Linked DNA regions of Mus musculus: all the other regions are linked to region 4. Evidence: chromatin loops called from intact Hi-C (ENCODE). Cell type or tissue: heart. All regions are shown on one strand. Each heading gives the region's core, and the rest is flanking DNA. Links, peaks and the distances in the headings are about the cores only. Region 1 overlaps Gm13707 (a long non-coding RNA gene). Region 2 overlaps Gm13707 (a long non-coding RNA gene). Region 3 has its middle 10 kb from the start of Gm30940. Region 4 holds the start of Cir1 (corepressor interacting with RBPJ, 1). Region 5 holds the start of Gpr155 (G protein-coupled receptor 155).

What was found. Hi-C counts contacts between places; a loop is a spot of excess contacts. Peaks named below come from ENCODE experiments on the same cell type or tissue, not always from the same donor. Only the 100,000 strongest peaks of a DNase experiment are listed, where the experiment ranks them.
Region 1: a loop joins it to region 4, with 10 times the contacts of the local background. A loop is called at or near these places in 14 of 42 quality-filtered maps.
Region 2: a loop joins it to region 4, with 2.5 times the contacts of the local background. A loop is called at or near these places in 15 of 42 quality-filtered maps.
Region 3: a loop joins it to region 4, with 2.3 times the contacts of the local background. A loop is called at or near these places in 2 of 42 quality-filtered maps.
Region 5: it touches region 4 in a loop (7-fold over the local background); 15 of 42 quality-filtered maps call a loop at or near these places.

Annotation. Positions count from the first base shown.
Region 1 is chr2:73,400,183-73,406,479 of GRCm38, reverse strand. The region is part of intron 2 of Gm13707 (a long non-coding RNA gene); the gene reads right to left. Among named protein-coding and RNA genes, the nearest start is that of Gm13707, 16 kb to the right of the region's middle. In heart, for the core only: a CTCF peak has its summit at 2,885 (motif pointing right); no DNase peak of the experiment used is centred there.
Region 2 is chr2:73,416,506-73,422,802 of GRCm38, reverse strand. Gm13707 (a long non-coding RNA gene) reads right to left here. Exons shown (of 9, transcript XR_866430.3): 3 at 5,440-5,632; 4 at 3,203-3,356; 5 at 2,242-2,506; 6 at 589-695. Among named protein-coding and RNA genes, the nearest start is that of Gm13707, 33 kb to the right of the region's middle. In heart, for the core only: a CTCF peak has its summit at 3,328; no DNase peak of the experiment used is centred there; H3K27me3 peaks cover 821 bases.
Region 3 is chr2:73,547,587-73,553,883 of GRCm38, reverse strand. No RefSeq gene overlaps it. Among named protein-coding and RNA genes, the nearest start is that of Gm30940, 10 kb to the left of the region's middle. In heart, for the core only: a CTCF peak has its summit at 2,892 (motif pointing left); no DNase peak of the experiment used is centred there.
Region 4 is chr2:73,309,382-73,315,630 of GRCm38, reverse strand. Cir1 (corepressor interacting with RBPJ, 1) reads left to right here and starts at 3,039. Exons shown (of 10, transcript NM_025854.3): 1 at 3,039-3,214; 2 at 5,080-5,174. The coding sequence starts at 3,143. Scrn3 (secernin 3) reads right to left here and starts at 2,979. Exons shown (of 8, transcript NM_029022.1): 1 at 2,918-2,979; 2 at 39-199. The coding sequence starts at 197. In heart, for the core only: no CTCF peak of the experiment used is centred there; DNase peaks (open chromatin) are centred at 2,360 and 2,970; H3K4me3 peaks cover 2,661 bases; H3K27ac peaks cover 1,763 bases.
Region 5 is chr2:73,383,063-73,389,359 of GRCm38, reverse strand. Gpr155 (G protein-coupled receptor 155) reads left to right here and starts at 2,880. Exons shown (of 17, transcript NM_001190297.2): 1 at 2,880-3,095. It overlaps Gm13707 (a long non-coding RNA gene), which reads right to left and starts at 2,510. Exons shown (of 9, transcript XR_866430.3): 1 at 2,004-2,510; 2 at 785-910. In heart, for the core only: no CTCF peak of the experiment used is centred there; a DNase peak (open chromatin) is centred at 2,699; H3K4me3 peaks cover 1,934 bases; H3K27ac peaks cover 1,541 bases.

The DNA of each region.
Region 1 (6,297 bases), core at 895-5,894, 90 kb before region 4:
TGGGAGCAGCTGGGAAAGTTTCCAGGAGAATCCCCATCACTGGGGAGATAAGGCCAGAAGAGGTCGGGGGGGGGGGGATGGCCAACTGTTGTAAGTATTCAATATTAATTGAGAGTTTCTACACCACCTTGGATCATTTAGTTCCCAGAGAAAAGACACAAACCTTTACATTTAGAATAAGCCTTAACTGCACTAGAGATGGGCAAATATAACCCTCTAAGCTATTAGTATCTACTTTCCCATCAATAACCCCGAGTTATAACTTGTCATGTTCTGCCTGGGCTGCTCTTACTCCAACTGGCCAGCCGTTATGGCCATGTTTTCATGACTCAACTACACCATGGCATTTGATTCTCTCGCCACCTTGTCTCTCTTCTCTCATAGTCCTACCTCAGACCCCAAAGCCCCCTAAACAACAACAACAACAAAATGCTACCTACCTCTCTTCTGCCCAGCTTTAAGCTGTAGGCATCTTTATTGACCAATCAGGGATAGCCTGGTGGGCAAAGTTACACAGCATCACCTGGTGTAAGTGAAGATCTCTGCATCCCAGAGGAAACCAGAGCCAGTATTTAGCATTACAACACATAGCAACAGACCAAGCCTCAACAGTTTTAAACTGAAGGTCAAGGTCTGCACACACAAAAATGTTGGTAACCATGAGAATTCACCCATAGGCCTACATCGGCAGGTGCCGAATTTAGCATTACAGTACACAGCAACTGACCAAACCTTATCACAAACCTTCACACCTGACTTTACCAAGTTTGAAGATACAGAAGAAACTCTCCCCCTTTGCACAGTCTGTGAAGAGGAAACTCCCCCTCCTCCACCTCCTCATTAGACTTTAATAAAATAATGAGATTCTGTATTTTCAGAGCCAGGTTCTGAAATGTCATTCATTAACATTAAAGATAGAATGCCAAGGGGTGGGGCTTAATTTTAGAAACAGAAAATGGAGTGTTTGGTGAAGTGGAAATTTCTAGTTTCTTTGGAAACTCAACTATGTCGTGTGTGTGTGTGTGTGTGTGTGTGTGTGTGTGTGTGTGTTTCTGGAAACTGTCTTGTGAGAGGATGTTTTGCTGAAGCAGACACGTGGGAGGGCATGTGATGTTTTGCTGGAGCAGATGCTTGAGAGAGTGTGTGATGTTTGGGAAGAGTCTAAATGGAACCCCACAGACAGTGAGAGGTTGTTCTTACACTGTGATGCCACGTGAGGCTTCTCTGATCTTCACTGCGTAGAGAGAAACTCGTCAAAGAACTTCTTGTGGTATTCCAGCTGCTTCTGGCTGCCTCTGCTGACTCATGCCAATTCAGCGGAGCCTTGCAGTTTCTGCTGGATCGAGATGCAGTTCGTGTTTGGTGTTTGCTATTGGACTGGACTGCTGATATCCTGACAGTGAAGGGTGGAATCCCCCCCCCAAGGAACTACTTCTAAACAGGTCCACAACCCCGCTTCCTACTAACCTTCTTTCTCCCCAACCTCTAGTTGGTGGGCTAGAAGGAAGCGTTGACGAGTTCAAGAATCCTAAATAAAGTAGGGTTAGAGAAAAATCCAAGCCTACAGTTTGGATTTGATTGGGTAAAATAGAAATAGTCACCCTGCTTCCAAAAACATCAGTCTAATGGCTGCAGGACTTCTACCAGAGCCCCTTGTGAGAAGGCCACAAGGCCCCAGCTCTTGTGTAGCCTGCTTGGAAGCCAGAAAGTCCTCAGAAAGGGGCTTCAGACACATGCGTGTTTGGGGAAGTCGTTTGAAAGTGTTCTGTAGCAAAACAAAAGGCCTAGAAAGGAGGAGCCGAGAGCCAGGAGACAGCTAAGCATACCACAAAGCAAGGAGTTTCAGTCTGACTCAGTGTGGCAACTGCACGCCTGAGGTGAGAACGGACTCCTGGAGGAGAGGAATTAGCGACAGAGTGACCAGATGCGAAGAGACATCTGGGAAACGGTACACATGTTATAAAGGAAAATGGCCAAAAGACACAACAAACCCCGAAAACCAAAAGCAAAGTGCCACCCCAAACAACATTTAAAAGCCACCCGAAGGCAATCCTGCAATTTAAGATAGGAACGATAGCTTGCTCTCTAGTATGAGGTTTGAGGTTTGGTCTTGGAAGGGGTAGGGGCAGTGAGAGACTTGTTCTGAACAGTTTGAGTGATTGTTGGAAGGTCCTGGGAGCCAGGCTCAGATCCCTAACCACAGTCTGATGAGCCCTGAGAACTCTTTAGGCAAAGGAAGGAGAGCTGGAGGCAGCTTTTCAGCCAAGGGTGAGGCTGTGGTACTCTCCAGGGAGGAGGAGGAAAATGAACCCACAGCAGACGGGAGAAAACAACCCCGGAGGCGCCTGCAGAAGGGTGGGGATGTGTCTGAGGTTTGGGGTGAAGACTTACCTGGTTCCCTCGATAGCAGAGACTAAGGCTCATGTGTGTTTCCTCCACAGAAGCACTGGGTCTGCAGTAGGCACCTCGTGGTGCTGGTGAGATGTCCCAGTACAGTAAAGATGAAGAGCGGGGGTCAGGGGTGGGGGATGGGAGCGTGGGGGTGGGACTACACAAAATAGTGACGGAAGTCGTGAGCTGGAAGAAATTCTGAAAGCAGTGCCGAGTTCTTCATCAAACGCCTTGCATGTTCTCCTTCCTTCGACGTCCTCTATGTAGCTGTTTACACCTGTGGATGCCCCAGCAGTACCCGGAGAGCCGAATGACTCTACTGACTCTACTTCCTTGACTCCTATTTCTACATTCTGCCCAAAAGCTTTTGTGACCGGAAACAGACAGACCCACTTTTAGGAAATAACTGTTCCACCCCTCTCTGGACTAGGGGCGTTCAGCATCTTGAGTGTTCTTTCTCCCTTTTGAAGTGGGAAAATGTTATTTTCAAAGAAAGCACTAGATGGCACTTGTGATGTGTTCAATAGTTGCCTTAGCTCCTTTTTGGATAAGGTGGTGGTGGGGAGCAATAAATATTAAAATGGGAAAATCATCATTACAATAATGAAGATCAGTATCTTATGATTGTGTTTACTGTGTTACTATGTATGAGCGATATCTTTATGCAGTGTTTGCATTTAAAATCTGGGTTTCGCTTTATGAGAACTGCAAGAGGGAACTAACGTCTCTAATATATGGAAACCCTTCATCAGTAAAATAATAAAATGAAAAATAATGTTTGATTTACACCGAGGTTCACTACAGGCTTGTGTTCTTAATGACTGCCCTCTTCCATTTGCAATATTTCAATTTGTAATAATGAGTTGCAAAATAGGTTTCCGATGTCCATCCACTGTAGAGAGCAAAATAAGTCATCCTTAATTTAAAAGAAAGCATTACAGCTTAAAGGATTTCTGTGTTCTATTAACAAAAAAAGGGGGGAGGGGAGGAAATGGAACGGAACGGAAACAGCAGATGTTTCTAGAGTTTCACCATCTTACAGCACTAACAAAGACTTGAGGCACATATATTCTTTTGTGTAGTTCAGTAGTCAGTTCACTAGGCCACTTGCTTAATGATCTCCTGGTCCCACTTTAATGTACAGAGATTGTAAGCTTTTAGCACAAATGCCAGTTGAAACAGTTCCTATTTAAAGTATATTAAAAGAAAAAATGTTGCCGGGTACCATGGCAACAAGTGTAGCCTGCAGCCCCAATGTAGCATCTTACCTGTACCTGTTGTGGAGCTAGCATAGGAAGAGTCTTATGTGTTAGGGTCTCCAGTGGCTCTTTCTTACTTTCTCTCCTCTCCTCTCCTCTCCTCTCCTCTCCTCTCCTCTCCTCTCCTCTCCTCTCCTCTCCTCTCCTCTCCTCTCCTCTCCTCTCCTCTCCTCTCCTCTTCCCCCCCTTCTCTCTGTTATCCCTTATTTTAAATGTACTTTTCATTGCTGTAGCTTTCTAGGATAATTCAACACAATGAAATTCTTTGGGAACAAGATGGATTATAAATAATAATCGTGCTAATATGATGTCTTGTAATTGCATTAATTTGTAGGTTTAGGATGACATTGACATCCTGAAAGTAATATCTCATGCAATAGTAAATTCAAGGTGTCATAACTCAGAGCTAAATATGCAAAACAGCGGCAAGACTAGGAAACATCTTAGATTCGAGTAAATCTGACTCTTTGGATACAGTGATAGGAACGAGTTCTGGATAATTTAAGCACAAGGGACTTTCATGGTTTGATCATCAGGAAGTCACTGAATAGATGGGAGCCTGGTGCCAAGTCTGGACACTCCTGGATTCCAAGAAGCAATAGCAACTTGTCTGGGCACTGTTGCCCCATGTCCCCAACCTTGTGTACCTCTCCTCAAGATGAAGGGTGTGGCCATCCAGGTTCATCCGAAATAGTCTAAGAAAGATCAATTCGCCCTGACCCGGAGCTGCCTCCTTTGTATGCTGAGTCAGGGAAACTTGACTTTTCTTAGCTAAATGTGAAATCACTTCAGTGTGTTCCATTTATTCACAGATTTACTGTCCCCCAAATATGGGGAACTCAGTCTGGAATAAAAGGCATCTCTGGAAAGGGCATTAGCACACCATGGGGGTGGGGGGCTGCATGCATCTGTTACACTACAAAGCTGGAATGATTGAGTAGTCTCCCCCCCACCCCCACCCCCCCACACACACATTGCTTCATTGTGGCTTTCTTTGGAAAGCGTTGCCACAAATGCAATTAGTCAAGGTTTACATTGAGCTCCTACTGTATCAAGTCAGGAAACCATAAATCCTGTGAGTTCCTAGTAAAACTCAACAGGACCCACAGAGGCACTCAGAGGAAAGGCCTGCATGAAGATGAGAGCAGACACGGGAGCAAGTTATCTTTAAGCTAAGGAATACCAAAGATGGCTGGCAGCTCCTAGAAGCTATGAAGAATTAGAGTGGCTATTTCCCTCAGAGTCTCCAAAGCAAAGAATGCCGCCCACATTTTGGTTTTAGCCTTCTGGCCTCTTGAGTGGCACAAGAATACACACCTTTTGTTTTAAGCTACTCAGTCTACGGCTCTTTGTTATTGTCTTTCTTGGGAGTTAATACAGCTTTAAGAGGTTTCCTTATGTAAAGGAAACACCATGGAAATAAGGTGTTTGTTTGCGGGGGGGGGGGGGTGTGAGGGACCGTTCTTAGTACATTTTATGTTACTATAAACACATACCTGAATCATGTGACTTATTAGAGAGGTTTATTTGACTCATGATTCTAGCAGCGGGGAGGTCCGCACAGTAGTGATGGAGTCTGTCGACCACAGCTCCTTCCCACTCTTGGACTGTATCACGGGTGATATAAAGCCAAAGGGAAATAGCCATCGAGTGGCTGGCCTCACATTGTAGCAGCATGGTTTGCAAAAAGCTATCCAGTCACATGGGCCCTGTCCCACTCCTGCAAGATGGCATTAATCCATCCCTGAGGTCACAGCCTTCAGGATTTGATTAGCCTCCACTGGGCCCACTTTCTGAAGACTCCTGCACCTAGCACTGCCACCACACTGAGGACCGTACCTTCAATACACAGTCACATCCAAACGATCGCACTACAGTGCACGGTTATGAAAATGGGGTGGCAGGCGCAGGGTTCTATCTCAAGTCCGTGGTGAAGGGACATTAGCCAGCCCGGACCTGGCACACGGCTCTGACAGGCCTCCTCCCTTCCCCCATTCCCTCTGCCATGTTAAAAACCATTAGATTACATTCCTAAACCTAGCCCCAAGGGCATTCCCTTATTTGACCAATTCTTCTTCCTGATGCTGGCTACCAAGGTCCAGCTATCAAAATATAAAATATTAAAATATTAAAGTCCAGCAATCAAAAGCCCCCTTTGGCTCACCTAATTAACATGCCCAATTAAAATCAGACACCTCATCCTAACACAGGGTTTCCCCTTGTACCTTTATAAACTGCCATTTCCCTATAGGCCCTGTCTGTCTCCTCTCTGTCCCAGAGGTGATCCTTTGTCCCTCAGGGATGAATACCTACCTCTTCTCTCTCCCTTGTTCCTTCCCCTTCTCCCTTGTCCTCTATCTCCTGTCGCTTATTCCCTGCCCCTTTTCTCTTTGAGGTAAATAAGTCTCCTTTATGTTAAGAACTTGTGAGTCCTGAGCCAATACTGATCCCTCCATACGGACCATTTAGTTCATTTCTTCCACAAAGGCTATTGAGTGCCTCTTGGCACTTTGGAATGAGAGACATAGTGCTGAGCACATTTAACCGAGCCAATGCTCTTATGGAAGAGGCAAGTGAGAGATATGGAGGTTGAAATCAGGTCTTTGAAAACACATTCGAGGATGGTGTGATCTAGAGAGTAATGGAG
Region 2 (6,297 bases), core at 618-5,617, 110 kb before region 4:
TACAGGGCTAGCCTATAACCCCAGAACTAGGCAGGGCATACCACTGCTCTGAAATAATATCTCCTCCCTAGAACTCAAAGAAAGACTGAGCCCTGGGAACTGGGTTGCGCTGTGTTGATTCACACACGCATCGGTGCCTCATCTCCCTGGCTTGGACTCGCGGGTTTTCACAGCACTAGTTGAGAACTCCTGCCTCCAGGACCACCGGAGAGCTTGTCAAGTGCAGACACCAGGACTCACCAAAATAAAAACCCCCAGAACTCAAAGAGCTTCCAGGGCTTTGCACATTCCCGTTTCAGGCTTACCGTCCTTTGGGCTTTGCCCTTGCCTTGAACCTTTAGAATAACATTGCCATATGGAGATATATGAAGCAAAGCACCACGAAGGCCTCGCTTTCTGTCAGGCCCGTTGCTTCCATGGCACGCTGCCCGCATGTGGATGGCACTGTCTCTAAAGGAACCACCTTACCAACTGTCGGGGGTGCTAAGATGGTTGAGAGCATGTCTTAGTTCCCGTTCTATTGCTGTGAAGAGACACTGTGACCAAGGCAACTTATAAAAGGAAACAGTCAATTGGGGGTTTGCTTACAGTGTCAGAGGGTGAGTCCATGACCATCATGGTAGGCAGCATGGCAGCAGGCAGGCAGGCATGGTGCTGGAACAGTAGCTGAGAGCGTCACAAAGAGAGAGCGCTACCTGGGAATGACATGGGTTTTCGAAACCTCAGAGCCCACCCATAGTAACACACCCTCCTCTAACAAAGCCACACCTAATCCTTCCCAAACAGGTAAACCAACCAGGGACTAAGTATTTAAATAGATGAGTCTACGGGGACCATGCTATTTCAAACACCACAGAGGATAAAGAGAGCTTACCTAGAAAGCCTGGCATCCAAAGAGACACCCAGAACGTGAGTAAGGACTCCCGACAGTTGTTGTCTGACCTCTACACACATACTCCACGGCATGTGTATGCCTACATTCACACATGTGCATCACGTACACACAAGAATGACAAAATTTTTAAATTTTCTGTCAGAACTGGCACGGTTCACCATTGTAATTTTTGCTACTTTGGCAGAGACAGGGGAAGGGTGAGTTTTGGGCCACTCTGGGCTACACAGTGAGGAGATCTTGTAGAAAGAGAGAGAGAAAAAAAGATGACTGTAAAGAATGGTAGGTACCAAAGGGAGATGATTACCAGGGATTGGGGTGGAGGAAGTCTTTAGCCATCATAAGCATTCCTCCCCAGCAATGGTGGACTCACCAGTATGAAGGACAACAGAGAGAAACCATGGCAAGTCAGGCCCTGTGACCTTAGGTGTGTAAACAGAGGAAGCTACTGGAGAGAAATCTAGCCTTGAGACTCTCAGAACAGCCTGTTAGAACGGCCTCCTCCCTGGGGATGATGCTCCCACCATTAGCAGGGAATTCCCACTGCATAGGTCCCCTCCACACTCACCAAGTGTCTCCAGTAGTGGGAGAAACCCTTAAGCGATGCAGGGCGCTGGTTCTCATGAGAGATTCCCCCTGAGAATGTATTAGGACAGAGTCCTGTGATCCTGGATCCTCTGCTAGAAATTCTGAGTCAAGAGTCCCTGGGCAGAGCCTGAGAGCCTGTATGTCCAACAGGCTTTGGGATGCTGCCTGAAGCCACTGGCTCTGACTTGACTACTGCGCCTTTGATAGCCCCTGCCTAACTAGCGCTCACATCTATAATAATTAGTTTTATTTGCATTCAACTATTGTCCACAATTTCCATTGACTAAGCTGATTAAAGGAGTAAAGCCGTCAGCATGGTGGTGTTGTACTCAGAACATAATTATGCCTCATAATTATGCCATCCTCTCTGACCATGAGTCCTAGTTCCTTGTCTTGCTAGCCTCACTTTGTTGTTGTTTCCCTTTACGCCACATACCCTGGCATTTGTAGTGGGATCTGAGATGCTAATAGATGTTAATTATGGATTTTTAAAAAATCAAATCAAAACAGCAAAAAAAAAAAAAAAAATCACGAGAAAGGCTGACAAGCCTTCACCCTTAATCATCTCAGGGTTAACTAATGATCAGAATTCTTTCCGTCGAGGTGCTTATACTGCATCTTGATGTTGACTATCATAAATATAACTGAGCTATTAGGCTCTATTTTTCATTGCAGATGAAATTGATGCATCTTTGTGTGGTGTAGTCTGACGTGGTAAAATTGTTGCTCTCTAGGTAGGATATTCATAAAAATGTAATTACCGTAATCAGAACAGACTTTAGGCTGAGCAGGGACTGGCAGCTTCGTGATTGGCAGTCCTCAATCACCTCCCGTAAAATAGAGAAACTTCTTAAAGCAGCCTTGGGATCATTAATGTCCTATAGACAGAAACTATTCCAACCAACAGCAAAGGATGCCGGGATGTACGACGGACAAGAGCTTGAGGTAGCCAGCTGCCTCTGCCAGCTCCAGGCTGGACTGGGCAGAGTTTTTAAGGCATTTCACACCAAAAGCAGTGAGTGCTGCCTGGTGAGAGAGAGAAGAAAGAGATCTCCTTGGTGTAATTATGAAACCATGGCTAACTACATACTCTGCGTCTAACATTTGAACACCTTGCGTTCGTAACTAAATCAAGGACCAGCCCCGGCACTGCTGTGAATACACCAAGCCACTCCAGGAGAAAGTAGCAGCCCCTGCCTGGTCTCTCGGTTCCCTGGTACATAGTGTCCCACATGCTGGCTCGGGCTTCATACCTTCTAAGTTCAGTGGTACTGAAGTGTTGGCTACTTAGAGGAATGAAGGTTCACAAAGTGAAGTGAATAGGCTTTTCAGCTCAGAAGAAAGCCATCTATTCAAACACGGCGGCCCATAACCGCCTCTTTTCATAGTCCTTAGCAGGGGAACAGTGCTCCCCTTTCTCCTTAATGAACCCCCAACATCCTATGACTTCACCATCTTAAGTAAGAAAAAGAAGTCTATAGTCACTTTCTGTCTTCGCCATCTCAGCTGGAACTCCTCCATCTGCTTTGAGCAGGCCTTCCTGCAGCAGGAAAGTCAGGCAGTGAGGCAGACCCGCTCCTCTCTCCCCCCAGCTCTGTGCCCCCACTTCATGGACAGTGGTTAATTTGGGGCTCAAGCAGGAAGATTGAAACTAACTGGCCATCTCATGCAGCAGCTTCTCTCCTCCTGAGCTACACTGTGACATAGTAAAGCTGTCCCTACCTGCAGGGATCATCTTGCTGGTTCTTCATAGACACTGCTGTCACCCAGCGGCATGACTTGGCCCCCAACATCTCTTGACCAGCCAAACTCCCTCAGCTCTGCAGCCAAACTTCAGCTTCCCCATGTTGGAGCCTCGCAGCCCCTCTAGGTGGCCCTGTTGGACAGAAGTTAATGTCTCCTTTGACCCATTCCGCCCAACCCTGGTCCCAGACAGTCCTGCAACCAGCCTTTCGCTGTAAAGTGAGAATTTTCTTGGGTGGGCAGATGGGAGGTGGGATGGTGGGAGGGGTCAGGGGTCAGGGGGTGGGGGGTGGGGGATGAGGAAGGAACTTCCAGATAAAAACAAAACAACAACAACAAAAAAAAAAACATACACTAGTCTCCAGCATTGCTTCACCGTCTTTTCCAGGGAAGGCTGGCTTGCAGTGGTACTGAACTGTCAGCCTGTCTCTTGGCCTGTCATCCTTCCAAATCCTCATTTCGCTGAGTTTTTGTCGTAGGAAGTTGTGTGAAGAGTCCTGTACATGAGCTACAAGTCACCTAACCAACACCACTCACTCCACGTCTAATGGACTCATTAACACCACTCAGCAAGCCGTAACTTACCAACAGTACTTAGTAAGCACACCAACACCACTCAGAGAACACAAGGTCCAGCTCTTGGCTTCCTCCTCCTGGTCCGTCTCAGTCGTGAAGTTCCAGTCTGCTAGAAGGTTGGCTAGTCTACAGCTCAAGGATGGCCAACAGTCCTCTTGGTTGGCACACCAAGCCTGGCCTCCACCTTGCCTCTCTCATTAATAAAGGTAATATTTATTTTGCCTTACCATCTATCTTTCATTTTCTTTTCCAATTTTCTTTTTAAATTTTATTTGTTTATTCATTCATGTATCTATTTATCTGTTTATTTATGGACATCAGTGTTTCGCCTGCGTGTATGTCTGTGTGTGGGTGTCAGGGCCCCCCTGGAACTGTAGTTACAGACAGTTGTGAGCTGCCACGTGGGGGCTGGGAATTGAACTCTCGTCCTCTGGAAGAGCAGCCAGTGCTCCTAACCACGGAGCCAGCTCCTCCCTTTCCAATCTGTATAAAACCTGGAACGGGAAGAGAAATCTCCGCAGAGGTCCTGCATCTTCTCACCTTATAAGAAGGCAGGGAAGCCAGGCATGGCGCCATGCAGTCAAAACCAGAGCACTTGGGAAGTGGAAGAAGGAGAATCAGAAGCTCAAGGCCAGCCTGGGCTACATAGTAAGGCCAGCCTGGGCTACATAGTAAGGCCAGCCTGGGCTACATAGTAAGGCCAGCCTGGGCTATATAGTAAGGCCAGCCCGCGTTATATGAGACCCTGTTATGAGGAGGAAGGAGAACAAGAAGGAGAAACAGGTGGGGAGTAGGCATGAAAAATTTGAGTCATGTTTTTTTCTTCCTTTTTATACCTTTTTTTTTTTTTTTGATGCCTTTCTCTGACTTGTCACGTATGTTCCACCTTGGTAACTTAGTGAGAACTTCTTAGTTAATATTCTGAAATGTGTCATATGGAAAATAGCTAAAAAGCTTTTAAGAGTTTTCTTGCGAACTGATTATAACAACTATTTGAGGACATATATAGCAACGGGATGAGGACATTTTAGATAAAATTTGAAAATATTTCAAAGAGAAAAATTACTTTCAACGAGATGTTAGTTTTTATCTCAGCTGTGCCAGAGGCAGGTAAGTCCCTCCACTTTGTCGGTCCCTCATCTAGTCACTTATGACATAAGGCATTTAGCCTAAATAATCCCTCGGGTCCATTCTCAACTCTGTTCAGAAGTGTGTAAGACCTGGAAGGAAGGCAGGACGCTTTCTGTTAATGACTGGACAAGGCTGGTGATAGAACACGAAGACCAACAGTGCTCAACTCCACTAGCACGAAGAGCCGTGGCCTTCCTCCACACCAGACTCAGCCACTCGGTTAAGGGGGTGTACGTTGGTGTGGTAAGAAGTACTCGAGTGTGTGAGAGGTAGTCCTCGACACAAAGAACTTACAAACATGGAGGAGAAGGTAGACATTATAAGTACTGCTAATGCTAGCTAAGCAGGATGTTTGATTTACCCAGCAAGCATTCTGGAAAGTTCCCTATTCTGTATAGCAAACACTGTGGAAGGGTCACTGGACTTGAGCCTGGGGTGCGGTGAGCATAGCAGTTTTAAATCTGAGCATTGTGGTTCCGCGTATGGGGACAGTTCTAAACAGAACTCACCATTGGTGACAGTCCACAGCCCCAAAGAAGTCTTTGCATCCACAACCCTGTGAGTCTGAAAACAGCAGGCATTTCAGTTGGAAAATGATGGGGTGTACTTTTCTTCCATTTTCTTTCTTTCTTTCCTTTTTTTTTTTTTTTTTTAAGACATTATCAGTCCGGATTCATTCTCTTTATAGTTTGATTGCTTCATCTAAAAAAAGAAAAAGTATCCCTATTACCAGGGGTAGTTGTAAAAAGGCTTGGGTAAGGCCCAGAGAGCCAGATAAATACATGGTATTTATTCAGCTGTCCCAAGTTATTGTCCATCTCCTGTCCAAGGTCTGTCGGTCGACTCCTAAATTCTATATTTCCCATCGTTCCTGCATGAAATCCCTTAGAAAGGAAAACAAGCAGGAAAGTTAAAAAGTCAAAAACCCCTGTCCTCATGAAAGTTATCCTCAAATACAAATTCTCCTCACTGCATTGAGGATCTGCTTGGCTCTATGCTACAGAGATGGCAGCAAGTGACCAAAACAGGCTGGCAAGAATTTCCTGAGCACCCATGGATACCCTGTGTACCTGCACTCAGTACCATCTTAGAAAATACCAGTGATTCTGGACAGTCTCTGTCTTTGGCATTGGAGCTACAGTAACTGAGGTGGGCTTAGAAGTTACTCTCCACGCTTCTCTGCCCTCCTAGCCAGAAACTAAGCTACCTTCTCGTCGGTGACTTTCCCATGGCAAGTTCAATGCAATTGCTTGAGTCCATCACTCTGTGCACGTGTAACGGCTTTAAACTTCATTGGGGTCCTGGACATTTTATTCTCTCAGAATTCTGATCAGGTGCCTTTTCACAAGGAGTTTGCCTCCCACCTT
Region 3 (6,297 bases), core at 825-5,824, 240 kb before region 4:
GGGCTCACAACCATCTGGTAAGTCCAGTTCTGGTGGCTTTGGCATCCTCTTATGGCCTCTGTAGATATCATGAATGTACATGTTATGCAGGCATATATGCAGGTAAAGCACATAAAATAAAAATAGTTTTTTTGTTGTTTGTTTAAAAGAGTTTCCAATCAAGCTACAGAATCAAAGAAAATATTGCAACCTTTAATTGTGGAAAATTCCATCTGCTTCCTCTTTATTTATGAGTCACCAGCTGTTTACTACTCTAGAGGTGGTGGGACCTGGGAGGATGGAGCTGATAAATCATGAGGCAGACTAAAGTCTCATGCAATAGCCAAGGTTAGAGCCCCAGACAATTTACACGCTGAGGGTTCAGAGGAGTCATGTGAGTAAAGTGTACAATTATAAGGACAAGCCACATGTGGTGTGCAAGCCACTTGTAGTGGGCAAGTTGCACACAGTAAAACACATGTTTTTCTATAGAGGCACACTAACAAATGACAATAGCAAGTTATAATGAATAACCTGACATAAACTCACTCTAATCCATTAGCCCTGGGAGGAACATGAAAGCACACTCCTAAAAACAGGTCCGTGCTTGGAAGAGACTAAGGTCACCAGACTCTTGTCTTTTCTTGGAGTTTTCTCAGAGTTTTTCCACAAGTACTCAGAGTACACCTCACATGACTCCATTCTTAGGCTGTGTTCCAACAAGGAGCTGTGATTTTTTTCTGAATGAAAGCCCCGGGTGATGCTCTGTACTAACACAGCATTCAAGTAAGTGCGGGCCCAGCCCTCCAGGAATGAACTGTCTGAGGCAATACTAGATAGGAAGTGACATGCAAACAACAACATTCAGACACTAGAGTCTGGCCACCACTGAAAACACAGCTCAAACCTGTGACTCATTCACAGAAGAACCACAAATAATGACTATAGGAAGACCAAAAGAAACAACTTTTCTTCTTCTTCTCCTTCTCCTTCCTTTTCTCCTTCTTCTTCTTCTCCTCCTCCTCCTCCTCCTTCTTCTCTTCCTTTCTCCTCCTCCTCCTCTCCCTCCTTTCCCTTCTCTTTTTTTTCTTCTTCAAGAGAGAACACAATTCTTTGCAAAGGTTGAATTCAGCCGTGAATCGGGAAAATGGTCTTTCACAGTAAGTCTATTCAGATTTCATTTTCAGTTATGTAAGATTACAGAGCTCTCTGCTCACCTTAGCGACTCTTCTTCCCACTTTAAATCAACTGTATACTGCCATTTCTTTATATGAGGCAATTTAAGATAACAGAAATCATACCTATGAAAATAGTGTATAGGGCTGGAGAGATGGCTCAGTGGTTAAGAGTACTGACTGCTCTTCCAAAGGTCCTGAGTTCAAATCTCAGCAACCACATGGTAGCTCACAACCATCTGTAATGAGATCTGATGTCTTCTTCTGGAGTGTCTGAAGACAGCTACAGTATACTTACATATAATAATAAATAAATCTCGAGGCCAGAGCAAGCAGAGGTCCTGAGTTCAATTCCCAGCAACTACATGATGGTCATAAGCATCTGTACAGCTACAGCATACTCATATAAATAAATAAATAAATAAATAAATAAATAAATAGATAGATAGATAGATAGATCTTTTAAAAAAGAAAGAAAATCGTGTATAAATTCAACTTTAGTAATTCAAGATTTTTTGTTTGTTTATTTGTTTGTTTTATGATGATGCTAGATTTCAAACTCTCATGCAAGCAAGTTGGGCAAATGCTCTACCACCGAGCTGAATCCCCCCTCAGGTTTTGCCTTGTTTGAATACACATTACTAGGGAGTTTGCGCTGAAAAACAAACAAACAAACAAACAAACAAACTTCTGTAGTATATCCTTTAGTAAAGCAAGAAAACCTTTAAAATCTCATAACTACTTGCATAGTCCCCCAAGGGTCTACTCAGGTGAGCGTGAGTCAAGGTTCACTTGAATTTGGGTTCTTCATTATTTATTCTTTCTGAGTTGTGCTACATTTGAGGCTTAGACTCCATCAACATCTCAGCTAAACTTTGACTCTCAAGAAAAGTTAAAGTGGCTCTTATTCCAGCCCCCCATACTCATGGGGTGTCTTGATAACACAGCTTTTTTCTTTTTTCTTTTTGATTTATTTATTTATTATATGTAAGTACACTGTAGCTGTCTTCAGACACTCCAGAAGAGGGTGTCAGATCTCGTTACGGATGGTTGTGAGCCACCATGTGGTTGCTGGGATTTGAACTCAGGACCTTTGGAAGAGCAGTCAGTACTCTTACAAACAAAACTCTCCGTCCTAGCCTAGTGGTACCTGCTTACAAAAATAAATAAAAACTTTTCTTCTAACCATGTAACTTCAGAGAAATTTACTTTAGAAAACAACGTACCATTCACAAAAATATCATTGACTGTGGTAGGATATTAGTGAGCTATGTTTTGGCAAGGTGGCCAAACAGCACACGCCTCACTACACCGTAGTGCTTTAAACGGTGCAGACACATAAGGAAGAATGAAGTCATGTTAACTGAAGGAAAATGAGTGAACTAGAGATAGCTGTACTAGAGGAATAAAGATGGTCTCAGAAAGGCAAAAGCCATGTTTTCTCTCACTTTGGGGTGCAAGATTTTATTTAAATATGTGAAGCATATGTTGTTCAGAGGGCTTGAAGGTAGACACGAACCGTGGTGTGGAACAAAGGCAGCAACAGGAGGGGCAGAGAGGAAGGAGAGGGTGTCTGGGGTTGGGAGAGTCGTCCAAAGTACATATATACTTCCATGAGATAGTCTTATGTACCCACTGCAATAAAAATTTTAAAGATTAAAAAATAAAAAATAAAAACGGGGCACACCCAGAAAAAAAAATCCTATTTAAATAAACGAGGCAGCAGTGCCCTCTGGTGTTCAGATGTCAGTACTACATCCAGTAAGTTAAAACACAGAACCACAAAATCTGCTTAAAGCAAGAGCTCTCTCCAAATAGCGTAAGATCGGGGGTGTACCTCGACACTGACCTTATCCACAGACCTGTTAAGCCACATTCCTAGCTGTCCCAGAACACATGTGGCCTAGGGGGCTTTGGGTTAGACACCCGGCTTTAAAGTAGAAACAAACAAACAGCACAGTGCTGGCTGGATAACCCTCCATTTACAGCACATCCATGACCACTAATCTTTGTTAACTAAATTTTGAAAATTTACTGGGCAGAAATCAGGTATATTATTAGGCCGATTTCCTAGTTGCTATCCTCCGATTGCTCCTGGGTTCTTGTTTATCTAATGGCCTTTCTCACAATGGTGATGGCTATCAATCCCATTGGAATTGGTGCCCAAATGCACATTGGGCTCTTCTGGTCAATTCCTGTGCTATCATAAGAGTGGTTAAGGGGCTGGCGAGATAGCTCAGTGGTTAACAGCATTGATTGTTCTTCCAAAGGTCCTGAGTTCAAATCTCAACAACCACACGGTGGCTCACAACCATCTGTAATGAGATCTGATGCTCTCTTCTGGGGTGTCTGAAGACAGCTACAGTGCACTTGCATATGCTAGAACTCACGGTGCCAGAGAAATTCTGCCTGCCACAGACCCCTGCCCAAGCCTTTAAGAGTGACCCATCACTGTGGCTCAGGCTGACCTGCCCGTTCTGTACTTGGGTGGCCAAGGTTCTTGTCAGTGATTCCTAGACTGCAGGGTTTCATGTAAAAAAAAAAAATCCAAAAGAATTTTTCCAGAGGGCAGCTTAAGATTGTCAATAACAAGTGTGACTAGTTTTAAACCTTACCATTTTATTATAACCATTATTTTATGGAAACAAGGATTTCATATCTGTCTTGACCATATTCACCCCTCCTCCAACTCCTCCCTTCTCAATTACTTAGCTTCATGTCTTCATCTTCTCTTCCTCCTCCCTCCACTCCTCCTTTGTCGACAAGTCCAATTGTGCTGTCTACATATTCTTGGAAGTGTGGCCTTCTCCACTCACCTGAGGCCACACTCCTAGAGAAAACTGATTCTTGCTCTCAGTAGCTGACAGTTGGCAACAGATCCTCAGCTGGGATGAGACCTCACACCCAGCTCCCCACTCCATGTTGGGATTTCATGGCTTGGGCTTGCACAGGTTATTGTGCACGCTGTCATCAGCCACTGTAAGTTCACACATGCAGCTGCCCTGCTGTGTTCAGTAGACAATTTCCCTGTAGTCATTTGCTACCTATTGCCCCTACTCTCTTTCTCACACACACCTACGATCTCTGATCCTTAGGCATGGGGGCGGTGGGGGGGGGGGAGCACTCCATATGCGTTCCATTTAGGGTTGTATCTCTAGTTCTTTACCGTCTATTGGTAAAGTAGCCCACTGGCTGACCCAGAGCACACATTGGAATCACTTTTTTCCAGTTCGGACCTGACATTTTACAACCGAGAGACTTTGGCTAAAATGTGTGAATCAGGGAAACTACGACCTTTGTAGAGAAGCGTCTAGACCAGAATCCTTCTAGAGGCTTAGCTCCTGGAGTCGAGCTGGCAGAACCACACAGGCACATGGTGCTCCTTCCCTCTCCCCTGCCCTTGGCCCTGGTCAAGTCTGATGTATAGATCTCCCCGAGGGTCTGGTTGGGGAACATCCCTGCCTTCAGGCATGAACAGTAGCTGCTCTTACCTGCTCTCTGCTCTCGTTAAAGCCTCTTACAGGAGAGCTCAGTGTAGGTCCTGCCTCTGCAAAGCTGACAGAGACTGGCTTTGATAACAGGGATCAGTAAAACAGCAGGACATGAAGTGGCTTATCCATGAGCTGTTGGAACCATTTAGAGACATCACTGAACTCCACTGAATCATCTATGATCTGGATCAGACCATGATTTAGACTCTCAGATTCTATGTTTGTGGGTCCAGCTTACACCTACAGGACCAAGGCTGGGCATGCCACAAAAAAACCTTTAACATCCAGAACAGCCCCACAACAAAGAATGGTCCTCCCCTACACATGAGCACGTTGTTGAGCAAGTCATCTCTCTGTTGCCTAGGAGGATATAAGAACCATTAAGAAATTAGACTCCCTGACATAGCAGAAACCAGAAGTGCCCAGCATGAGTAAGGGAAGTGTCAGGTAAAAAGAAGTGTTCCTGTCTGGTAGAGGGGAAGTGGGGCTGTGCCCTCCAGCATGCCCTTCACTTTCTCCAGTGTCTGGATGCAGTTGTGTGGTGTGTCTGAGTGGCAGTAGGGGAGTATGTGGCAGTGGCTTTGTAAGTTTTAGAAGGAGGAAGCAGAAAGGGCCCCAGGGTTTCCTGAAAGCCTCCTCGCCTCCTTCTCTTGCTTCACCTTTTCAAAGGCTTCCAAACCAGCTGTTGTACCTGGCCATGTGATTTCTGCATCCTGCTGAGATTTGAGCCCCCTCCTCCCACTCTAGGAAAACCATGAGAGAACAAGATAGGTGTTGTTTACAAGAGTGTAAGGACCCTAGAGTGTCTGAGGCCTAGTGAGAAGAGACAAAGGACTTGAAAAACATAAGCACTTCCCACATGCAAGCTCTAAATTGCCACATGTAAAGATCCCGCTCAGAGGGCTGGCTGGTCATGCTCACACCACCACCCTAGCGTAGCTTCTTGGTGCCCCAAGAACTCTCAAGTACCTCACTTGGATGCTCCAAGACATGGTCTGTTTTCTTCCTCCATAACAGCACTACATGAGGAAATTTCTAATATCCACATTTTGTAAACAAGGACATCAGTTTTCATGAGAGAGAAACAACTAACCTAACGCCACACTGGAAGCAAGAAAGGGCAATGCCAAGACAGAGGGACATGTCTATCCAACCCCAAAGTCAAACCTTGGTGACACTGTAAAGTGGGCAGTGGTGGACCGGGCACCTCACCTGCTCCGGTGGCTTACCCCCTTCACTAGAAATGGTCTCTTTCAGATTTAGAGTCAATGCTGAGCTCACGGTGTCCCCCACCGTTAGCTGAGAGGGGAGGTTTTCCAGGAGGCATACAGAGAGACTGCTGTTTTTTTGTGGGAAGGCTCTGGTAATCCCAGGCTCACCAGAAGGCGCTGTGAGAACAGGCTGTGAGTGGCCACAGGGATAGGTGCCTTCCCTTCAGCCCCTGACAATGCAGTACGCAGGCAGAAAGCCCAGGGACGTACTGGGCTATAGCTCAGTGGGAGAGCACCTGCCTAACACATCTAAGGCCCTGAGTTTGAGCCCCACAATCACCAAAACAAAACAGCCCTGAAAGGCAGCGGATGGGGAAGGCTCTTCCTCCTAGGAATCCTGTATATGACCATAACATTTTATTCTGTATTTGTTCATACAGT
Region 4 (6,249 bases), core at 1-5,000:
ACAACAGATATTTCTACTACAACATATACTTCACCTACCTTGAGACGTTTTTCCAAATCATTATGAACTGCAGCTGGACAGTAAATTACTTCTTGTACTTCATCAAAGAGTCTGTCTGAATTTTTTCCAAAAATAACCCTATTTCCTACTGTTGCTGGAGGTAATGCCACAAAAGTGTCACAGGAATAGGGTTCCATTTCTTAAAAAAAAAAAAAAAGTGAAAGCACATACAAGTTTCAAAATTAAAAAAAGGAAACACTTTTAAGTACACATGAAACAAAAAGCTTTTCTCTGGGAACAAGGGATATGCCTAAGAAGGGTGCTGAGTAAAGTTTTAAATATCATATTATTTCTGTGCATTCCAGGGCAGCCAAGTGAATACAGTAAGACCTGTCTTAAACAGATAAACCAATAACAGAAACTACAAAAGATAGACTATGATTTAGTAATTAACCATGTACTACTACAATAACATGGCAGTAAAAGGCTCTTTTTTTTTTTTTTTTTTTTTTTTGTAGTCTATGGTCAAGGTTCCTCTTGCATCCTCCCTACTCCTCTCACTATGTCTGCAGCTGCTGTCATGTCATGGGCCTTTGTGTGTGCACGAGGCCCCTTACTGGGATTCTTGAGAACTGGAGGGCCTCTTAGGTTTTCTATCATTATTGACAATTATGTAAAGGTCGGGTGATGGTGGTGTACACCTTTAATCCCAGGAGTTGGGAGGCAGAGGGAGGTGGATCTCTTTGAGTTGGAGGCCAGCCTGGTCTACAGAGTGAGTGCTAGGAACAGCCAGGGCTACACAGAGAGATACCCTGCCCCCCCCCCCCAACATAAACGACAACAAAACCAAAACCAAACAACCAAAAAGGAATTTATGTAAACAAACAAATGTTCCCAATATTGCTACAGAGGAGGTCTCCTTTGGCTTGAGGAAAAACGCACACAGAGACTATAATATTGAAAAGACAGACAATTTGAAGCAGACCCAGTACTTTGGAGATCTCACTTTTGGAGGCAGAGATGGGTGAATCTCTGAGTTTGAGGCAAGCCCTGTGTTCCAGGACAGCCAGGGGTAGTGTCTTAAAAAAAAAAAAAAAAAAAAGCCACCTTTCATGTTTTCAGGAAGTTCACATTTGTAACTTAGAAATCCTGACTACAGAACTGACGTACGGATTCTCTTTTCCAGATTCTGTGATCTGGAAAATCTTAAATTCCAGTTTGTAGAACCATTCAAAATCTCCTATTTTTATTTTGCTTCCAGAACAGACATAGTTTTAGTTTACTTCTATTATTTATCTTTTTAAAGGTTTATTTTTACTATTTGTGTGTGTGTGTGTGTGTGTGTTTACACTAAGAATGGGGATGCCCGAGAAAGCTAGAAGTGGGCCTCAAATCCCCTGGAGCTGGAGTTAGAGGTTGTAAGGCTTCGTGCACGGCCACCTTGTGTGTTAGGAACGGAACTCAAGTCTTCAGGGAAAGCACTGAGCTATCTTAACCATTGTTCTCTCTCTCTAACCCAGTTCCCTTCTTTTATAAGAACCAAATCATGCTGGGGGTGGTGGTGCACACCTTTGATCCCAGCACTTGGGAAGCAGAGGCAGATCTCTGAGTTCCAGACCACCCTGGCCTACAGAGTGAGTTCCAGGACACCCAGAGCTACACAGAGAAACCCTGAAAAAAAACAAACAGGAAGAACCAATTCTTAGCATAGTTTTATATGGGAGCATCCTAAATATTTTAAAACAAAATAAAAAATATAAATACAATAAATGTTTTATTGAAAGGAAAGCAAAGCAGGATATGATAGCCCACCTGCAATCTCAGGACTCGGCAGGATGAGCTAGAGTTTAAAGCTAGCCTATGTCTCAAAATGACTCAAGAAACAAGTTCACCATGGAACAAGTAAAGGGTCTTCTCCATCTCAAAGATGGGAAGACGTACCAGTTTTTCTTTTGTGTCGCCCCTCTAAATTTCTTGATCTCCTGCTTACTGTGCTCCAAAGTTAGCTACTCCAACACATAATTTAGGCAGGCTATTAATTCTCCTTTTTTCCAGGCCCGTCAGTATTAAAATAAATAAGTAAATAATTATTAAAACACCACCTAGAAGGTGAAAACCCAGCTTGGTGGTGCATGCCTGTAATTGAAGATTGAGCGTTACGTGGACCGCGCCACGAATAACACAAGATAAAAAAACAAAAAACTGGCACACAGCCAACACCCAAATGAAAGCTGACATCCGTTGTACCTTGGCATTCTTATCCTCACCAGACTAAGTGACTATCCTCAGTGGACTAAGCCTTGCTTACCCGAAACTGGGATGGCGGCAACAGCTAAGAAACCCGCACCCAGGGAGAAAGTCGTTGGCCCTAACATGTTCTCATCATTCACGATGTTTGCTGAGCAAACTTCTGCATGGCTAGAAATAACGGAAGGGAGCTGGGTGTAGTGGCGCAGGCCTTTAATCCCAGGCCTGGGAAGGCAAAGGCAGACGGATCTGTTAGTTCAAGGGCAACCAATGCTACATGGCGAGGTATACATAATGATAATAATAATAATAATAATATTATTATTATTATTATAATTATTATTAAACCTTAACAGTAATTGGAAAGGAAGAGCCTAGGTTCTTGAGCTTCTAACAGTCTATTCCCGTGCTTTTGGTAACACCAATCTTCCGAGGCTCACAAACGTCCTACAGTTGCCGGGAGACAACTTAATCTACATGGGAACTGCGCGGCAAAAGAAAATTTTTTTGCAACTGGAGTCGGCGTTGCCAGAAAGTGCTGGGCTCGAACCTCGAGACCTCGCTTGTTCGGGCTGACCGCGCTCGGATCGAAGCTGACGCAGCAGAGCCCGCCGCCGCTCGCGACCCCGCAGAGAGCGAGCATCGCGCACAGGGGGTTCCCCAAGCTTACCTCTGCTGCGCACGCGCGGACGCCGCCAAAGCCGCGGCAGCCACCAGAAGCGACTGCCGGAAGAGAGCAAGAGGGGCGGTGCCAAGCGTCAAACCACGGAAGTAGTCATCCTCCCGACCTCGGAAGTTCTCGCCCAAACTTGCCTAGCAGTTCCGGTGAAGCTCCGGGAGTTTGTTTACGTTCCGAGAAGACCTAGCGGTTGGCTTCTCCGACTCAGACGCCAAGATGGGGAAGTCATTCGCCAATTTCATGTGTAAGAAGGACTTCCATCCTGCGTCCAAATCCAACATCAAGAAGGTGAGTAAAGGCATCCGGAGAGGGCAGAGATTGCTAAGCTCCCTGGGAGGGTCGTATCCTCCTCACGGCTGGAGTCGTCGATCTTTCCCCCTTGCAGGAATGATCCCCCAAGTCCCGCCTGTCAGTCAGTGGGGAGACCCACGCATGGTTTGATAACACTGTCCGTTCAGGATCCGTCTCCTACAGCCCCAAGCCGGTGAACTCTGCTCTGGGTCGAGACTCCTGCTTAACGGAGATCTTCTGGCAGAAATCCTCCCTCTGCTCACTCTCCATCCCGTAGTGTGTTTCTGATGGCTGCGTTCAAGTTGAGCGTTTTAAACAATCACAGGGCAACCAGTTGCTGGACACAGAAGGGCCGTGGCGAGAATTACAGCGCCAAAGAATGGCGACGGGAGAGTGCTTGGGCTTTGGATTCTTAGTTCAGTACAGTTACATGTAGCCCTGAGGCCTCGCACAAAATAGTCAATGATGTGAGCATTAGCCTCGTACACTGTTGATCAAGAATTATCAGTGTCAGTTGCCCTAGTTTGTAAAAATTTTAGGGAGATTAGATGAGATAGTATGGCCAATGACTAGAAACTCGAAATGAAGGCTTAGCACTGTGTGTTAAGAAAAGTACTCAAGTACTCAAAAGTACACAAACTTATGAGAATATATTTCGCTTTTGTTTCCAAACCAGTTGTGGGTCCTGTATATTACCATACATCTAAAGAATGTATATATTAGCATGCATGTACATTAGGATATCTGTGGAAGAAAGTGCAAGAAATGCTAACACTGGTTATCTGCAAATATAGTTACTTAGGTTTTTAAGTCCCTTGGGAGTGGGGAGGGCTTGCCAGATCTCAGCCTTACTCCTTGACCCCAAAAGTCTTGTTCTGTTTATTTTGTAGTACTCCTAATCCCCACGAGTGTATTTCTTTATGTGTTTCATAGCCTCTATTTGAGGTGGGATCTCCTGCAGTCTAAGCTGGCTTCAAACTTGCTGTCTAGGGAGGATAGCCCTGAACTCCTTGTCCTTCTGCCTCCAACCCCCTGCCCCCACCCCCAACCCCCACCCCCGCATGCTGGGATTACAGGTGGAAGCCACTGCAATCAACTACCACTTCTCCTAGGTCATAAAGTAGTTTATAATATGCAGGAGAAGCATTGTGAGCACTTTGACAATGGAGCTGCATCTTATTTTTAATTCAGTTACTGGAATTGAGTCTTGAGCAGTCGAGACTAATGAAAATAACTGTACAGTCTAAAGCTTGAGATACACGGTAATTTTTCTGTTTTGGTTGGGGTCTTACTGTGTAGTTCTGACTGGTCTGGAATACTTAGTAGTCCTACCTCAGCCTCTTGAGTTCTAGGATTATGGACATGGGCCAACACACTCAGCTAAACACAGTGAAAACAGCTAAAGGGCAGGTGCCATCCTGGAAGAAGCCAGGGAACTCTATCCACAATGCTCAGGTCCAAGACACCCGTCTTCTCTTCTAAGTGCTGTGAGCATCTTTTCATTTCAGTGTATTAGATGTGTTTCATTATAGAAGACAAGTGGGCTGGAGGGCTGTCAAAATTGCTAGTGGCTAAAACACTTGTTGCACAAGTGTAAGGATCAGAGTTTGGATCCACCATCCCTTGGTAATCCTAGCCTTCATGAAAAGAAGACAGGAGTTCCTCTGTGCAAGCTGGTAGCTGGACTAGTAGAATTGTTGACCTCTGGGTCCAGTGAGAGACCCTGCCTCAGTAAATGAAGGGGAGAGTGACTGAAGATCCCGGATCCCACACTCACATACTCGAAAACACACACACACACACACACTTGTTAACTTAATTTGAATCTAATTGTTAAATTATATTTTGTTTCACTAATATAGGTATGGATGGCAGAACAGAAAATATCGTATGATAAAAAGAAACAAGAAGAATTAATGCAACAGTACCTTAAAGAGCAGGAGTCGTATGATAACAGGTAAGTTGGTGTTGCCTGTCATCCTGTAAGCACCTCATTATTTTTTAGAATAATCAGTTATGGAGTCAGCTTCACCCCTACAATTAGACACTCTCACCACTCCAACTTGACCTAGTCTTCACATAAAAAACATCTGCATTCCTCTCCTCCAGCCTGGGAGCGAATCCTACGTGAGGCAGGGCTCTCAGAGATGGTGAACACTGCGTGTTGTCTGATGAGGAAGGTCTCTCTTTAGTTATTGAAATAAAAGGATGTTCAGGACACTTAGAAGAGAAGCTGGGTGTCTTTGACCTGTGCCTTGTGGCCAGAGTCAACCGGCTTCATCCAGGCTAGTTCCTACCTTTTGGCTACTTTCATTGTGTTAATATTGAATTAGTTGAGTAGTGGTATTTTGGTTCTCTTCTCTAGACTGTACTCTGAAGCAACATTTGAAACATGAGACATCATTTTCTGGATCATTGGGTCATACTATTAGCATTGACATAGAGGTAGCTGCTCAGTGCTGGTTTCAGTTGCTTATCTTATGTGCTTAGGAGCAGAATTGTCGGATCTCTAGGTAATTCTTGGTTTAGCTTTTTAAGGAGCCACCAAACTTTTTCACAGTAACTGCTCTATAAATACATTTCTGACTATTAATGCAGAACATTTCATTTTCCTACTTGATTGGTGTTTGTAATTTTGTGGTTTTCTCTCTCTTTTTTTTAATCCTTATTTATTATCATTGTTATTTTCATGAGACAGTGTCTCACATAGCCTAATCTAGGTTTGAACTCCCTATGTAGCTAAGGATTACCTAAAACTCTAGATTCTCCTGCCTTGAACTCCTAAGTGCTGGCATGTGCTACTACACCTGGAGTATGTGACACTAGGAAGCCGACACAGGCTCCCGTGTGTCAGACCAGCATTCTCCTAACCGAGTTATATCTCAGCCCATATATTAGCAACCATGCTGATCAGTATGGAGTGGTAGCTTGCAGTTTTCATTTGTATTTCTCAATGTCTACTGAAACTAACCTTTTCATGTACTTGATTTAAAAAGGTTGAATGGTGTTAAGACAAAATTCATAGATATTTA
Region 5 (6,297 bases), core at 736-5,735, 73 kb before region 4:
CAGGCCCCACCTCCTCTCATTGCCTTTGTGTGAGTATTTCAGTATCCCTTGAAAGGGAGAGGAGAAACAATGACATCTTAGGTGCTCGTGAAAGCATGCATACCTATAAGCATAGGCAGAGGTAATTTTCATGGCCTTAAAACGACCTGAAATTAAGTTAAGTTAGAGTATTTACGACAAAGAAGTAAACCATTTAGATGCATATTAAAATTAGGCTACAAAATTAAGCCAAGTGGAAAGCTGAGTAAAAGGAGAAATCAGTTACTGAGTGAAATAGCTACATGACAGTTCTTTATAGCAAGGAACCCACACTGAATAGAACACTTCAACCTCCTGGTTAGCTGGTAGGCAAGGAAGGCAATTATAATTTATTCAGCCATTCAAAAGCCATTTATAGAATGCCTATCATATGTCAAAGAAAGCACTCGTCTAAGCTCTAAGGATAAAAAGATTACAAGTGCAGGCCTTTGCTTTTTTTAAGTTTATATACCACACCGTGTCAGTGTTCCTAAATTATTTCAGTTTATGGTGGGTTTTTATGCTTATCTGTTTTAACAAATAGTAGTTGAATAAAAGAGTAATTATTAAGTATTGTTCACCATTTCCTTATAACCAAAGAAAGTACCTTATGACTTGTAGACTTTGGTTTTTGGTTTTTTTTTTTAAAGTCTAATCATAATTCAGATAAAACGAACAAGCAGAAAGGTGAGAGGGCTAACTATAAGCAGACACGGGCATATCAAGTGAATAGCAATGGATTGCTGACATAACCTTGTACACTCACATGGACGTGTGCTGATGCCTTCTTAAGAACTGTCAGCTCACAGAACACTGAAGCGCTTCATTCTTCCCTCCAGGAGTGGGATCTGACCCAAGGGGTTTTAATCAGATGTCTAAACTCCCAGCGCCTCTGACGGAAGGAAGGATAAGTCCAAGAGATTGTTATAGATAATGCCTCAGGGTTTCCAATTTTAGGTCTAGAAGCAAATTCACTCTTTGTAGCCCCTTCCTCCTTTGTAAGCGCATTGAAATAGTTCTTCATTTCCAGATAGCAGAATTTCACAGCTGGGAAATCTATTAGAAGCTCTCTACCTGGCTTCTTTCTCCTTATTTTAGTGGATGAGAACAAACTTAATGTTCCCCACCTCCTCTTCTTTACCTCTCTCAGCTGTCCGGCTCTACAGTTCTTCTGTAACACCCCTCAAACTTACTCCATTTGTACTACCATTAGCCCAGAGTAGGTTATTTCCTTGTCTTGGCTAGTCCCAAAGTCACCATACTGTCCTTTCTGCCTTTCATCTCTCCACTTATCCTGGGAAGGCTTCCAGATCATAAGGCACAAAATCCACTGACATGTTCCAGTGTGGGGAAATTGTACCAATCTTACTGTGCTGTCAGAGGATAAACTAAGCTAAGCTAACACAAGGAACTCCTACAGGTTGGCCTTAACTTTCCTTTCTAGGCCTGTCTTTCAATAATCCTTTAAAAGTCAAAGTTCACTAAATATTTAGTTTGACTAATGTTCATAGTTTCAAGGCAGGAATCCATTTAGCCTTGAGATAACAGATGTATTGTTTTTTTTTTTTTTTTTTTTTTTGCAGTTAGGTTAATAGTTAAAAGTGAGAAAGACAAAAAATGAACCAAAAGGGAGTAAGCTACATTTTAAAAAATAGTTTCAATTCTGCTCACCTTTCCTTAGGCTTCATATCCTTAAGCCAGCTCTTGGCTTTTCTTTTCTTTTTTTTTCCCATTTTTTATTACATATTTTCTTTATTTACATTTCAAATTTTATCCCCTTTCCTCATTTTCCCTCGGAACCCCCTTCCCCCATCCCATCTCCCTTCCCGGCTTTTATTTTCTTAGTAAACCATATAGTAACTTAATTTAAAGGTGCAAATAGTACTGTACTTTGTACTAAAACTGCACAGATTAATAGGACATAGTAGTGGCCAGACAAAACAGTAAAATTTGCAAAGCAAGATTTCTTTTTAAGAAATACTTACAAAATCACTGAGATCAGGCTTTAAATTAGAAATATTTTTTGTTTCAGAAAATGTCTTCATTTTCACACGTTGACTTCGAGAAGCCCCAGTAGACTTCCGAGAATACTAGGAGATTCCTGTCTGTAAACTAAGAGCATACAGCCAGAGTTCCTCCACAACAGAAAAAGAAGCAGTCGCTGCTGGCAATGTATTCTAAATCAAGCACACAACTAAAGCTTATATTTTAATCTCTTTTGATTTAGGAAGGTCAAGATCATGCTAGCTTGGGAAAGGTAGAAGGCAGGGTTTGAACTCACATCCTTGCATTTATAACTCTATACTATGCAATGACGAGGCTAACCAGGAGAGGAATTGACAGGATTACTGGAAGCTGAGGTTAACCGAAATGATGACAGGCCTTCCTGAGTCTGAGCAGAGGCGGAGGAAACCAATACTGCCAATCCCCACCCGGCCGCCATCTTGTGGGAAGAGAAAAGCCGGAAGTACAGCTACGGGAGACCGGCGGCCAAGTGGCTTTGGCGGAGGCGAAGCATAAGGGCAGGGACTGGGCTGTGTGGCCTCGGGCACCGGGGGTGGAGCGGTGTCGCTTGTCCTTGGGGGCGGGGCCTAAAGGCGAGGTGGAGACCCGCATTCGGGCCTTCTGGCTAGGGGCGGGGCCTTGGGGTGGAGCCCCAGGGCGGAGTGCAGTGTAGCACTGGAGCTTAGGGGTGTGGCCTGACGGCGGGGTGGAGATTTGAAACGCGGACCTCCATGCTGGAGGCGGGGCCTTGGGCGGGGCGGGGCCATGTCCTGAGCTTGGGGGCGGGGCCTCACGGCAGAATGGAGACCGGCTTCTCTGACCTCCAGGCCAGGGGCGGAGCCTGAAGGCGGGGCGGAGGCGGGGAGGAGGCACCGGGCTGCAGACGCCTAAGGTAGCTGACAGGACCGCAGCGGCTCACCCCTCCCTTTCTCGGAACGTGGTTGGGCATCTGCCGCTGGCACACGCCGCTACAAGAGGGTTCGGGGCGGGAGATGACGGCGGTGTGCTCGCTGCTTGGCCCTCTGTGAGCATCGGCTTCCTTCTCCTTGCAGCCGGAGCTGCAGACCTAGCAGGTGAGATGAGCCCCAGTTGCGTTTGCAATGGCCCCTGCCCCTGGGGTCCGGACCAGTGGGCAGCGCCAGGCTGCCCTGGCGCCTCGGCTAGCTGCTGCGCCTGTCCGCCTCTGCTCCACAGAGCCTGCGCCTGAAACCTGCGGGAACACTGGAGATGGTCTGCTCACAAGGGACGACTTGTCCCCTCTGGTGCCAGAGCTGCGGTCCCCAGGGTGCGAAGCACCCCGTTGCACGTGTGCTCACATTGTCATCTCGGACTTTTTACTTTAGCCCAAGGTGGCCTTCGTGTCTGCCCCTCCTGAGCACCTCGGGATCTTTGCGCCAAATTTTCTCCCATACTTCTTTACGGAGCACCTGACGTTGTGACTCCCATGCCCTGGCTTTCCACTTCCACGGGTGTCAGCTGCCCTCGGTATCATCTATTTGGTCAGGGACTCTGCACTCCTTATCTTGGCGGGCCAAAGTCTGATCCTGCAGATTGACAAGGGAAAAGGCAGTGACTGGAGTGCCTGTTGATGTTGAAGAGTGCTTTTTATAGTGCTGCAAGGCATTAGGCTTTTCTCCTGTCTAAAGGATAGGAGTGTTTGAGAAGAGAACAGCCTCAGTTTAAAGCTTTTTCTTTCAAGTCAGTACTGCAGCACATTTGAACTTAATAGCATTTAACCTACAATTTCAGTGCTTTGGTCATGTTATCTAAGTCAGATGTAATGCGACTAGATGGTTTGTATACTTCGTTTTCTAGTGTCTGGCCCAGTGAATTGGCTTTTCCAGTGATAGGACAACTTGTTTGTTCTGCAACAAGTCTTGTTTTTGTAGTTTAAAGGACTGGATGACATTTTTAAAACTTCCTTTGTTGTGGTTCTTGTTAATCTTAAAATGTGCATAAGAAGCGGTTTTTCGTTTTGTTTTGTTTTCATGTTTAAAATGGTATGAGATAAAACTTCAGAGTTATTTTTAGTTTTTTTTTTTCTCCCTTCCTTATTTTGAGACAGCTGCTAATTTAAGTCCTGGCTGGCTTTTCTTTGTAGCTGGGCTTGAACCCATGGTCTTCCTGCCTCTGCCTCACTAGTGCTGTGATTACAGGTGTGTGACATTATGTCAGACTAGAAGTCATTTTAACTTTCATTTGCCTCGGGAACTGTTTATAACACTGGAAAAATTGAAAGGGGGAAAAGGACAGATTACTTTTAAAAAGTTTCATTTAATTTTCAGTTAATTGGAAGTTGAACCTGGAAGTTGTTAAACCTCTTGGCCATCACCTTCACTGTCAATAGCCACTTAAGATCAAACTCAATTCAACTCTTAATTGCTGGGTATGAAACAGAGGCTGGTAACTTCATAACACATTCTAAACTCGTAACTTTGTGGAATATCTAGTATGTCTACTATTGAGGATCTTTAATATTAGGCATGTTTGTATAGCTACTTGTGACAATGAATGCTGTTTACCTTGTTACCGTTTTAATCATTATCATTAGGTCTGCAGTCTCTCTACCCACCTCTCTTACCCACTTTGGTTTATTCTGTGTACGCTGTCTGTTTTTTGAGACATCGTCTCAATGCAGCCCCGGTTGCTTTTGAACTTGTATTGCTCCTATTTCTGTCTCTCAGGACTGGGTTCCTAGCATGGGGCACCATACTTGGCATTAGAACTATTGCTCCCATTTCATGAAGACCTCCTCTGTGATGAGCTGTGCACAGTACATCCTTTCCATATAGTGTTTCGCTAAGGAGTTTTCCCACTCGTTTCACAGTTAAGGAAACTGACTCAGGGAGGCAAAGTAATTGACCCAAAGAGTTGATAAATGCTAAGGTTCAAAGTCTACAACAGTTTTCATTATCTATTGTTAATTAAGATTGTTGTTTAAGCATGTGCGCTTGCGCGCGCTCTCTCTCTCTCCTCCCCTCACCCCCCACGGTTACATTGTTGTTCTTATGTTGTCCAAATATGGGATTGTGAGATATCCAAGCAAAGAAAAATAGGGATTGTGAGTTATTCAAGCAAAGAAATCTAGGGAACTTTGGAAAAGGCTGGACCAGTTTCTTACCCCCTTCCTTACTCCCTTTCTAAGGACACATTTCTTAAGGGCGCCAATGTTTTCATACTCAAGTCTGATTGTTGACCAGCAACTTCAAGGATGACTGTGTGCCAACCAGAACCTGCCTGTGTAATTCAGTGCTTATTTGGAAAGATCAAGTATGTGAATATTGTAGGATTTGTTTCTCTTGACCACTCCTGCCTAATCCTGGTAGAAAAAAGGAAATACTTGTCTTAATCCCAATTAAATATAAGGTTTTAAAAGGGTTTGGTTTCTAGAAAGCAACACAGGGAATATTCTCTTACAGAACCCTGTGTATTAGTTGCTCTTTGGTCTGCCACCCACGTCTTTTGAATGTGGTGTGGGTGTTTGAGAACTTAGCCCAAGCATTGTAAATGACACCAGATTTTTTTCTACCATCTTATATAAGGATACTTTAGATGGTAAACCTAGAACAAGGACTTAGAAATTGGCAATTACTGTCATATTCATTTCAAATTACTAATCAAAGCCAATTCACCTCAGGATTATCTAAAGTTTGTGTTCATTGTGTCTTTGGCAGCAAGAGGGGGGCAGTGTGACAGTTGCCACATTAGCACACAGAACTTGCTCTTCAAAATCTCATGAACAGCTTTAGAACGTCAGAATACAGTTTGTATTTTGGGGGCTGTTCCTGCTGTGAAAAACATCTATCACCTAGAAAAGAAAGATAATCCAGTCATGAGCTAGATAATACCTAAGGGGGAACCGATGGGGGAGAAGAGGCCGATTTAAGAACAGGTTGTTATTTAATGAATTTAATGAAGACTCTTAATGAATCAAGCCTTCCCCACCCCATGCCTCCTATGTACCAGGTATTGTGCTAGATATTAGGGACATGAGTATGTAAAGACGTTGCTGCTATGACATTTAAAGTCTGGTAAAGGAAACAGACATAAGTCAGTTTGAAGGCCTTGGGATAAGCAAACTGAGAAAAACAGACTAAAGGGAAGGATCATGATTTTATTTGTGAACAAATCATGCCTAACTGTGCGATTAAAGAAACCTCACTTGATGAAATGGCTCTAAACCATATGGTTGAGTTTGGTGGCTGGGTAGGTGCTAATTACGTGGGCAGTGCAAATGGTAGAGAGCCTTTTAGAGGGCACTCCATGCACAGAGTC